2 separate regions of the Mus musculus genome follow, and region 1 is linked to region 2. The links are chromatin loops, found by intact Hi-C in ENCODE. Cell type or tissue: gastrocnemius. All regions are shown on one strand.

Region 1 (5,000 bases), 210 kb after region 2:
AAAGAGATTGCTTCGCATCTCAGAAAAGACTTTGGGCTTCTAGACAGTGTTGGAGCTTTAAGACCTTAAAGACTTTGGAATTGGATTTGAATGCATTTTCACCATGAGATGGCAATGAGCCTGTTGGGGCCCAGGGTTAGGATCCTATGGTTTGAGTGTGAAATGTCTCCTGTGGGCTTATTTTAAATAAACACTTGTTTCTAGCTGGTAGTGATATTTCAGAAGGTTGTGGAACCTTCTGGACATGGGGTCTAGATGGCCCAGGAGAGGATCAGATCTGGCTCCAGTTTCAGCCTGAGCTCGCTGGCCAATCACTAAGTTATGAGCAAGTTGCCTTCTCTCCCGCTGCAGTGGACAGGGCTGTCCTCACTGCTGTGATCACTGCTGTACTTTTCTCATCCTGAGACTGGTTAAAACAAGTGGCCCTTCCCCTAAGTCACTTCTGTCTGGTATTTTGTCCTACCACTAAAAATATATTCTTTTTTTTCCTTTCATAAATTTTTATTATTTAAATGTATTTTATATACCAAACATTAATAATATTATTTTGAGAATCAAATAATGCATAAACATTTGTTCAACTTTTATATTCATATCTTTTCATATCCTAAAAATATCATTAATGAATATTGAATACTATCCATAACTGAGGATCCTATACCTAATGTTGAATATTAAATTGTTTCAAAACATACAAAATATTCTTTGGGAATTAAGCATAGTAAAAAATGAATGGCCCTTCCCTTAAGTTGCTTCTGTCTGGTATTTTGTCCTACCACTAAAAAAAAAATATTCTTGATGAAGCAAAATGAAACTAAATTTAATGTATAAACTCCTAGAACAAAAACAAATGGAAGTGGAAATATCCTAATATTCAAATAAGTTTTGTGCTCTAGATAATAGCATTATACTGCGGTTGACCTCTTGTTCTTGATGGTGATACTTATATAAGATGCTAGCATTAGACAAAGCTATGAGGAAATGATAAGTTGTTTCTGTAACATTTCCTTAAGCCTGAAATTAGTTAAAAATAAATTGGCTTTGGATTGTTTGAAACAAGGTTTCCTGTGTAGCTCATGCTGGCCTGAAGCACAAGATCTTCCTTTATATGTATGCACCACCATATCTCGCTTCAAAGATCAATCTTAGAGCCACAAGAACTAAAACAATTAACATTATGTGTACCATTATCGGTGCATAGAAAGTACAGCACTACCTAGAAGGAATTTGTGTGTGTGTGTGTGTGTGTGTGTGTGTGTGTGTGTGTGTGCATGGATGTACAATTATGCATGCCTAGATATGTGCAGAGGCAAAAGGAGCTCAGGTGTCCCGCTCAATCTCTCTGCCTCATTTCCTCTAGAAAGGACCTCTCACTGAACCTAGTGTTCCCATTTTCCCCTGGATTCTGGCTGGCTAGTGAAGAAACTAGATTGTTTATGCTCATAATCACACCCATCTTTTACATGGGTCCTAGGGATCTGAACTTAGGTCCTCATGTTTGAACACCAAACACTATCCACTGAGACATCTCCCTACCCAGGGAGATCTTGAGAATCATAATCAGAAGGGTCTGGAGAGTTGGTTTAATGTTTAAGAACACTTGTTACCTTTCCAGAGGACTCAGGTATGATTCCCAGCACCCACATGTTACATGAAGGAGGGCTGAGGGGAGACAATCTTCTCTGTACCTCCAGTCCTAGGGGATCGTAAGCACAGACATGCTGTGGTGCACAGACATATATGCAGGCAAAATATTCATACACATAAAATACTTTTTAAAAAAATTATTTTTACCTCTAGTGCAAATATTGCATGTATAAGATAAAACAGATGAATAAAGTAACATCTCTAATACCAGAAGAGGGTCTTGGTGTTGGACTCTCACTCTATCAATAAATCAATTCAAACAGAAGTAAAATGGGGGGGGGGGTGATACTGCACTAGACTGAGAGATGCACAAAACTTCCAAGACTTAAAAGAATCTCAAGAGATGTAACTAAGTTAAATGAGTAACTTTTTGTTATTAATTTTGACTCTACAGGATAATTACAGTTTTTTCTTAGGTAATAGAAGAAATTAGCATTTTGGATATTGAATGACATTAAGGAATTAAGGACAAGATATGGCATTGTGATTATGCAAAAAAACCTATTTGCATAGTTCTCTTTTTCTTGTTTTGAGATGAGGTCTCATTGTGAAAGTTGACGTTGATCTAGTGGTCCTTCGGCATTGGCTTCCCAAGTGCTTGGAGTACAGCTGAGTGCCATCACACTCTGCTTATTCACATATTTCTTTTGAGATGCACATTGAATTATTTAGAGGTGACATATGTGACATGATCTCTGAGTTTGATTTAAAATTCTCTAGCCATATGACATGAAAGAGTAGACAGGATAAAACTAATGCACAGAGAGAAACTGGGAGCTGGGCACCTGGACTCCCCCCTTTTGCATTTGCCTGGAAAGTTTTATAATAAAAAAAATCTTAAATGGTTTGAAAAAGAATTATACTATGGTAAAATGAAGAAAACCATTAGGGGTAACAGAATACAGGAACAGCAGAGGAATAGGGCAGCTACTGTCCCTTGGGCTGAGAAAGGATTTCGAAAGAAGTAACCAATTTGGAAGTGCATCCATCTCTCTTACTGATAGCTAGGTTTTCTAGCAGAATAGAGGACTGGCCTACACCATTGACTGATGAAGTTTGTCCCCTTGCTCTGCCTGCAGGGCTATCAAGTGGGAAATTGAAGGCTGGAGTTCTGGGAAGCAGCTCATTGGGTTCTGAAAGAACTAACAGGAGAGGCTCAGTGGGGTGCCGCTGAGACTTCTTGGTAGGCAGCACCCCCTAGTGTGCCAGTACTGAAGGGAGGAGAGGGAGGGAGGGACAGAAGCCTTCAAGCTTACTTGTTAAGAGTTTATCTCTTCAGTGAAGCGTCTCCTAGACAGACTCTTCCTTTTCTTCCCATAAACTTCCCAGGATGTAACACCTCAATATCATGGTCAGTTATTCATCTACTCCTTCCTTGCTTAAAGTGCATTTTAAATAACAGAACTAGACGTTGCAGGTATCCTAGTTAGATGTGATTGAATGAACATCTTTTTGTTTCTGCTGCCTGTCCCACACCCTCTAAAATGACAATTATGTCAAACTGTACAAACACACAAGGACAAAGACACTGGGCAAAATGAAAACAGCGACCACCTTCTGAAAGCCATGGAGCAGATGCAAGAGTGGAATCTGACTTAGTGGAGTGGTGTGGGGCATTGGGCTCTGCACAGACAGGCTGGCCTCCAGTTGAGCTGAGGTCTGAACCCCGGAAATAGTGATAATTCACCTATGTGACACAGTAGGCGTTCCCTTATGCTCCTGGAACTCTGGCCCCTGCCTAAGTTGCCTCCCCCCAACCCCCAAACACACAAGAGAAGTATGGCTAGAAGTCACGTAGGCAATGGCTCAAGCTTCTGACCTTCAGGCTAAACTCCTCCCCAGTTACCTAGCAACAGTGAAGACCATAAAAAGGGCTGCTCAGCCCCACCTTGCTCTCTTACTTGTCTCTCACCCCTTTGTTTTCTTACCTCTCACTTCTCTCACTCCTCTCTCCTCTTTCCTCTCTCTTTGTCTTCTCCTCTCCTCTCCTCTCCTCTCCTCTCCTCTCCTCTCCTCTCCTCTCCTCTCCTCTCCTCTCCTCTCCTCTCCTCTCCTCTGCTCCCCCCTCTCTCTTCCTCTCTAGCCCCCTCCCTTCTCTTTTTTCCCCTGAATTTCTATAATAAAGCTCTAAAACCATAGAGAGTCTCTTCTCATCAAGATCCACTGTGCGCACACTCGCAGATGTTGGGAACCTCTTCCCTCATACCTCTCTCCTATAACTTTGGGACTTTAGCAAGGTAGCTCTGGGAATCCCAGGTAGGGCTGTCCCTTAGCCACCCCCCGAAGAATGGGCTAGAGGATGCCCACCCAGGAATGAGCAGAAGATGTATGGCAGTCCTCCCATGCCTGACTGACCAGAGAATAGGTGGAACTCTGGAGGGGCGTGGGTCTTTCTCCCTTCCCCCACTTCCCCAGGGCCCCCTTTTTAGTTCCCAACAGAATGGTAACCAGTAAACCATCAGTGAGGGAAGCGCAAGTGATGGGGCACTAGAAACCTCTGAATGGATAAAAGTGTCTGAGATAAAAATACAAGTCACAGTGGTGGGCAGGGTTGCTGTATTCACAGTGAAAATTCTGTGAAAGTCAATATGAAACATAGATGTCTTCTCTCCTTTCTCCAATTTGTTGTGGTAAATATTTAATATTAATTGAGAGTTTCTACCCATTAGTTCCCAGATAAAAGACACAAAACCTTTTTTACTTATGATAAGCCTTTAAAGCACTAGAGCTAGAACTAGAGGGCAGATATCTACCCTCTTAGCTATTAGCATCTACTCTCCTCTCAATAACCCCAAGTTATTTAATTTGCCATGTTCCAATTATTAACTTCAATTGGGTAGCCCTCATGGCCATGTTTTCATGACTCACCTACTCCATCTTCTCTCCACTCTCTTGCGGTCTCCTGCATTGGACTCCAAGCCCAGGAACCAAACCCTGCCCGTCTTCTGTCCAGTTATAGACTGTAGGCATCTTTATTCACCAATAAGTGATAACTTGGGGGAAGGGCAAGGTTACATAGCATCACTTGGTCTGCATGAGAATCTCCTCATCCTCAAGGCAGCCAGGACCAGTGTTTAGCCATGGCCAGCCTCTCTTTTTCTACCTTTTCTCCTTCCCCCTGCCTTTCTACAATAAAGCTCTAAAACCATAGACTGTCTCTGCTCATCAAGGCCCGTCATGCTTGAACGATGGGATAGGCTTTCCCCTAAGGAGCCCCATCTAACCTCCCGCTGGAAGGCCTTCCTGTGCTCCAGCCAGGAACTGGACCAAGGACTCTTGCCAGTGTGAGAACCATCCAGTGCTGCCCTCTCCCCCTGTTCTCTCCTCCTTTCTGCCCAGGAGCTGACCGAGCC
Region 2 (5,000 bases):
GAGGAAGCTGCCTTGGACCTGACAGACGTTCAGATCAGTGGTGGAAGGCTCTTTGGTGAGATCGCTTCTCACTCACACCACTCTGTCCAAGGGCAAAATACATCTCTGTATTGAGGCTGGCCCTACTTCCTGTACATTCTATTTCCTAGGTGGTCTAGGGATAGGAACAGACTAGCTGAGGTCAGAATTCCATGTTGAGATCCAGGATCTATAGGGAAGCCAAGCTGAGCTGGCCCTGAGCCCCAGTGTGTGCCCTCAGATCTACTTCATCTGGGTGACAAGGACTCAGAGGCAGTTTGAGTGGCTGGCTGACATCATCCGGGAGGTGGAGGAGAATGACCGCCAGGACCTGGTGTCTGTGCACATCTATATTACTCAGCTGGCTGAGAAGTTCGACCTCAGGACCACCATGCTGGTAGGTCAGGGCAAGCCAGGCATGGCAGGAGGGCCACTCCCAGGGCCAAGGGTTGTTCCTAGCAATGGCCTTCCTCCCCCATTTCATTTGCCAGTACATCTGTGAGCGGCACTTCCAGAAGGTGCTGAACAGGAGTCTGTTCACGGGCCTGCGCTCCATCACCCACTTTGGTCGCCCTCCCTTTGAGCCCTTTTTCAACTCTCTGCAGGAAGTCCACCCCCAAGTAAGTCTACTTCATATCTTAGTTCTCGGCTCCTTTGATCACCCGAGGACTGAGCAAAGCTCTCAATCCTAGTCTATCAAGGAAACAACTGGTTACTGCTGAGAAGTCATCTCTTGGGAGACTGGTATGTTACAGACTGGAGAAACATAGATGGAGGGCCACCCTAAGGTAGGAAGGAAGGAAAGACGGATGAAGGGAACAGAGATCTGCCAACTCTGAAGTCTAAGTTCATCCACCAAAACAGAAGAGCTCAGTAATAGAAATATTCCTTACTATACAGTCAGGGCTATACTCACCATTAATACTAAGCCAGCTCTCCCCGTGGATGTGGAACTAGTTTTCGCCATGAACAGTGAGTGGGCTGGCTGCAGATAACTTATACACCAGGCTGTCCCTCAATTTGAACATTGACTCAGTTGGTCCTTTTACACTGACCTAGCACTTACAAAATTGAGCTAGACTTACAGTGAGCCAGCCCTCACCATACACGGTATAAAATAAACCTTGAGTGTGAACACTGGATGGTCTTTAATAGGACCATAAAGCTAACCTGCACCAGGAACATGAACCTGGCTACTGTTTTGAATACTGATCCAGCTCTACCAGTAAATATGTTCATCTTTGGCTCTTCCTCCTTCAACAGGTCCGAAAGATTGGAGTATTTAGCTGTGGTCCCCCTGGCATGACCAAGAATGTGGAGAAGGCTTGTCAGCTCATCAACAGGCAGGACAGGACTCATTTTTCTCACCATTATGAGAACTTCTAGGCCTCCTGCCCAGCAACTATGCCCACTACTGCCCTGCTGGGACAGCAGGGGCTTTGGCCTGTGCCTTAACCCAGTACTCATTTCTGGCCACCTCAGCCTTGGCCCTTCCCACCTGCCAACTTGGTTGGTCCAAGTAGCCTCGCTCAGGCATCATGTGTAGGCTCAGAGATCTCTAGGGCCAGAATGTGTCTTGAGTTTGTCGAAGGAGCACTGTTTAAGAACTATAGGTTCAGAAGTAGGGGAGCTTTTGGGTTGAGACAAAGTGAGAATTAAGCAAAAACTTGACAGTAGACAACCTGTCAAGTTTTTGAAAGTGAGTCTGAGTGATAGTATGGATGCTGGCGTCTTCAAGTCCTCTTCACTGTGTTCTTCCTCTCTTCAAAATGGTTGGGAGATGTCTTAGAGTAGCCAGGGGCAACTTACAGAAACCCTCAGGACCAGCCTAACTGAACAACTGATCTCTCAAAATGTAAAATGTAGTCAGACCTTTCTGTGCCCACTAACCGCCTGGAGCAGTGCCCCTCAGCCCCATCTCCCTCTTCTAGTGGTCTGTTTTGCAAATAAACGGTGTTTCCCCCTTTGGAGTTTCTTTTTTGCTGCCTTAGGTCAAGGTGGAGCTAAGGAAATCATCCACCCAGTGGGCTTTGCCACGGTGGTCCAGGCATCTCTCCAGTATCTACTGAATAAAAGCAGCGAAGACTGAAAAGCCCTTCCTCACTCTGGTGTTAGGCTGCTGACAGCGGATCACAAGGACAGAGAGGAGTCCTCAGGGAGCTGCAGTCGGCCTGGCTTCCTCCAGGGCATCAGCTATTCTAGCTCTGCCCTGAGACAAGGTCTTCCAGGCAGCATGAGGAGATAGATGTCTCCTAACCCCTCTAGGCCTGTTTTCTCAGGTGCAAAATGGTGGGTCCTCTTCCTATCATTCAAAGGCAGAGCAACCTTCAGAGAGTTTCTGAAAAGGTGCCCAATGCCAAATGATCTATTCGGAATACCTCGTTTCTCAGATCACACATCCTCACTTTGGAGAAATTCCCAACTGATTCTAATCAGCGCTAATGCACCGCGGGCTTGGGTTGAGGCAAGCAAGGGGCCTCAGGTTGTCCTAAGAGGACAACCGTCCCGAGGGCGTCTGGCTCCCACAGAACCTGTCTGTGGAGCAGCGGGAAGGCCCCGGACCCACGGGGGTCGGCTGAGGTGCGTGGCCCCAGACCCGGCCACCAGAGGGAGCTAAGGGAAAGGGACACGGCGCGCCCAGCCAGCCAGCCAGGAGCGGGAGCGCGCCGCCTCAGGGAAGCGCGCCTCCCGCCCGCGTGGCAGCGCCATCCGCGCCGTCAGCCTGGCGCGCTGCCTCTTTGTCTCTCGGCGCCTCCCAGACAAACCGCTCGCTGCTGGCGGGAAGCCGGGCTCGCTCGGGAGCAATGGCAGGAGCGACGCGGCCTGGACGCCCCCTGCCCGGCGTGAGGTGTTTGGTCAAAGGAAGCGAGTGGATGCTCGGAAAGTGCTTTTCGCAGGCGGCCGGCGTCGGCTCCAGCCTCAATTTATAGTCGGGCTCGCTCCCCGCCCCCTCCCGGCAGCCCCTGGGCGGCGCCGGCAGCCGCAGCTCTGCCTGGCCGAGCCTCTGGCCCGGAGCCCGGGCGGCCCGCTGGGGACGGGGAGAAGGGAGGATGCGGAGGGTGGGTGGTGCGGGAGGGAGGTCGCCACTCCCTCCCTAGTGTCTGACTGGGGCGGGGAGACCCCTTCCTCCTCAGGCTCTCCTCGGTGCCCAGCTCCACACAGTCCCTTTATTCCAAGGCCCAGGATTCCCTCCCCTTTATAATAAATTAAGGAATCTTCAGCGCCTGCTAGATCCTAGGACAAGGGGAAGCCAGGTTTCTGACATCATGTCCTTGGTAAGAACCGCTGCCCCCGTGCAGGTGACAAGGACTGGGTCCAGGTCTATCATAGTGCCCTGGTCTCACATCTACAGAGTCCGGATGGCCACAGGGTAGAGCAGGGACATGTGTTCCGCTCCCTTAATGGGCAGCTTGCGGCTGGCATAGTGGTGCACGATTTCAGGGACGCTGCTGAAGGGTGGGCTGTTCTGGCCCAACACATACTTGTGTTCCTTAGTCCGGGACAGCTTCATGTGCATGAAGCCCTGACTGCTCCTAGGAAGAGAAAGAGATCCCGGTGACCAGGGGTTCTCCTCAGTCCCCTACTTCTACCCCGACTCTCCCAGCAAGTGTGATTCCAAAGCCAGCTTCAAGTGGGAGGTGGACAGAGACGGGATGGTGGGGGAGGGGAGGGGAGGGGAGGAGAGGAGAGGGTTGAGTAGGTAGCATGAGGCACTGGCTTTGTGGTGAGGACGCTCATTGTACCAAGAATGTGTGTGTGGTGAGTATACAGGGTGTGTGCTGGTGGAAAGTGGGGTGCCCCGCACCCTCCAATTCTGTGACCCTAGCCCATAGCCTTTGGCTAAGGCCAGTTTAACCCTACCTGGACTTTTGAGACCGATTCATACAGGTCAGGCTAGTCTGTGTCTCCACCTCTTAATTATAGGTGTATGCCAGTGTATGGGGTACTGAGCCCAGAACCCAGGGCTTTGGACAGACTAGCCAGCACCTTAGCAACTGACTACAGCCCGGCCTTATGCTCAGTTTCCCCTTCTTGAGCTATATGGCAGCACCAGTCTGTGGGTCTTACACCAAGTCAGACCCTCTCAGTCCAGCCAGCCAGCCCTTAGGCCTGGAGTGACATCATCTGGAGACTCGGTTAGCATTACCTACCCAGAGTTGGGTAGGACAGACAAAGGAATTATGGTGTGGAGGTGAGATGAGAGGGCATGGGAGCCCCCCAGCCTGGAGTCTGATTGCAACCTCTTTCCATCAGAGAAGAAGCAAGCAGTTCCAGCACAACCGACATCTGCGGCAAAGGCGGCTGACACAGACTTAATACGTCTTTTAAATACAAAGATTTTATGTTGAGCAGGTCTTAAGGCCTGAGTGTGTATGACCTTGTGGAGGGGCTCATTCTTTTTCCTATACTATAGTTTGGTTGAAATTTGTGGGGCGAAACAAGCCCTTTCTACAGCAAAGCTGTCCCGCCTTCCTGTGTTCCCAGGGATTAAACTTTTACCTTAGTGATAGTAGTCCTATCAAGAGCCCACCAGTGATAAGACAGTCAGACCCAACCCAGATCCCGTATATGGCTACAGTAAGAACAAAAGAGAGCAAAGAGGTGAGGCTGCTCCCTCTCCCTTTAGGTACGGTGCTCACATGTGACTCTATCTTATTTTCTTCTGAGCCGTCTTTGTCTCTTAATCCTCATGCTTAACTATATACTAAAATAACTTTAATAAAAAAACCCCAAAGTCGGGCGTGGTGGCGCACTCCTTTAATTCCAGCACTCCAGAGGCAGAAGCAGGCGGATTTCTGAGTTTAAGGCCAGCCTGGTCTACAGAGTGAGTTCCAGCACAGCCAGGGCTATACTGAGAAACCCTGTCTCGAAAAACAAAAACAAAAACAAAAACAAAAACAACAACAACAACAAAAAAAACCAAAAACCAAAACCAAAACAAAACCCTCCAAGTTTGCTTCATAAATTGGCTGGTCCTGAAA

Evidence for each region. Peaks named below come from ENCODE experiments on the same cell type or tissue, not always from the same donor. Only the 100,000 strongest peaks of a DNase experiment are listed, where the experiment ranks them.
Region 1: it touches region 2 in a loop (19-fold over the local background); 8 of 42 quality-filtered maps call a loop at or near these places.

What each region holds. Positions count from the first base shown.
Region 1 is chr2:122,555,684-122,560,683 of GRCm38, forward strand. No RefSeq gene overlaps it. Among named protein-coding and RNA genes, the nearest start is that of Gm34325, 12 kb to the right of the region's middle. In gastrocnemius, a CTCF peak has its summit at 2,859 (motif pointing left); a DNase peak (open chromatin) is centred at 2,825.
Region 2 is chr2:122,345,989-122,350,988 of GRCm38, forward strand. Duox1 (dual oxidase 1) reads left to right here. Exons shown (of 33, transcript NM_001099297.1): 31 at 260-415; 32 at 510-638; 33 at 1,282-1,984. The coding sequence ends at 1,404. It overlaps Shf (Src homology 2 domain containing F), which reads right to left. Exons shown (of 7, transcript NM_001374011.1): 7 at 2,904-3,551. The coding sequence ends at 3,365. Among named protein-coding and RNA genes, the nearest start is that of Shf, 21 kb to the right of the region's middle. In gastrocnemius, a CTCF peak has its summit at 2,618 (motif pointing right); DNase peaks (open chromatin) are centred at 393, 1,448, 2,754, 2,988 and 1 more place; H3K4me3 peaks cover 1,612 bases; H3K27ac peaks cover 1,895 bases.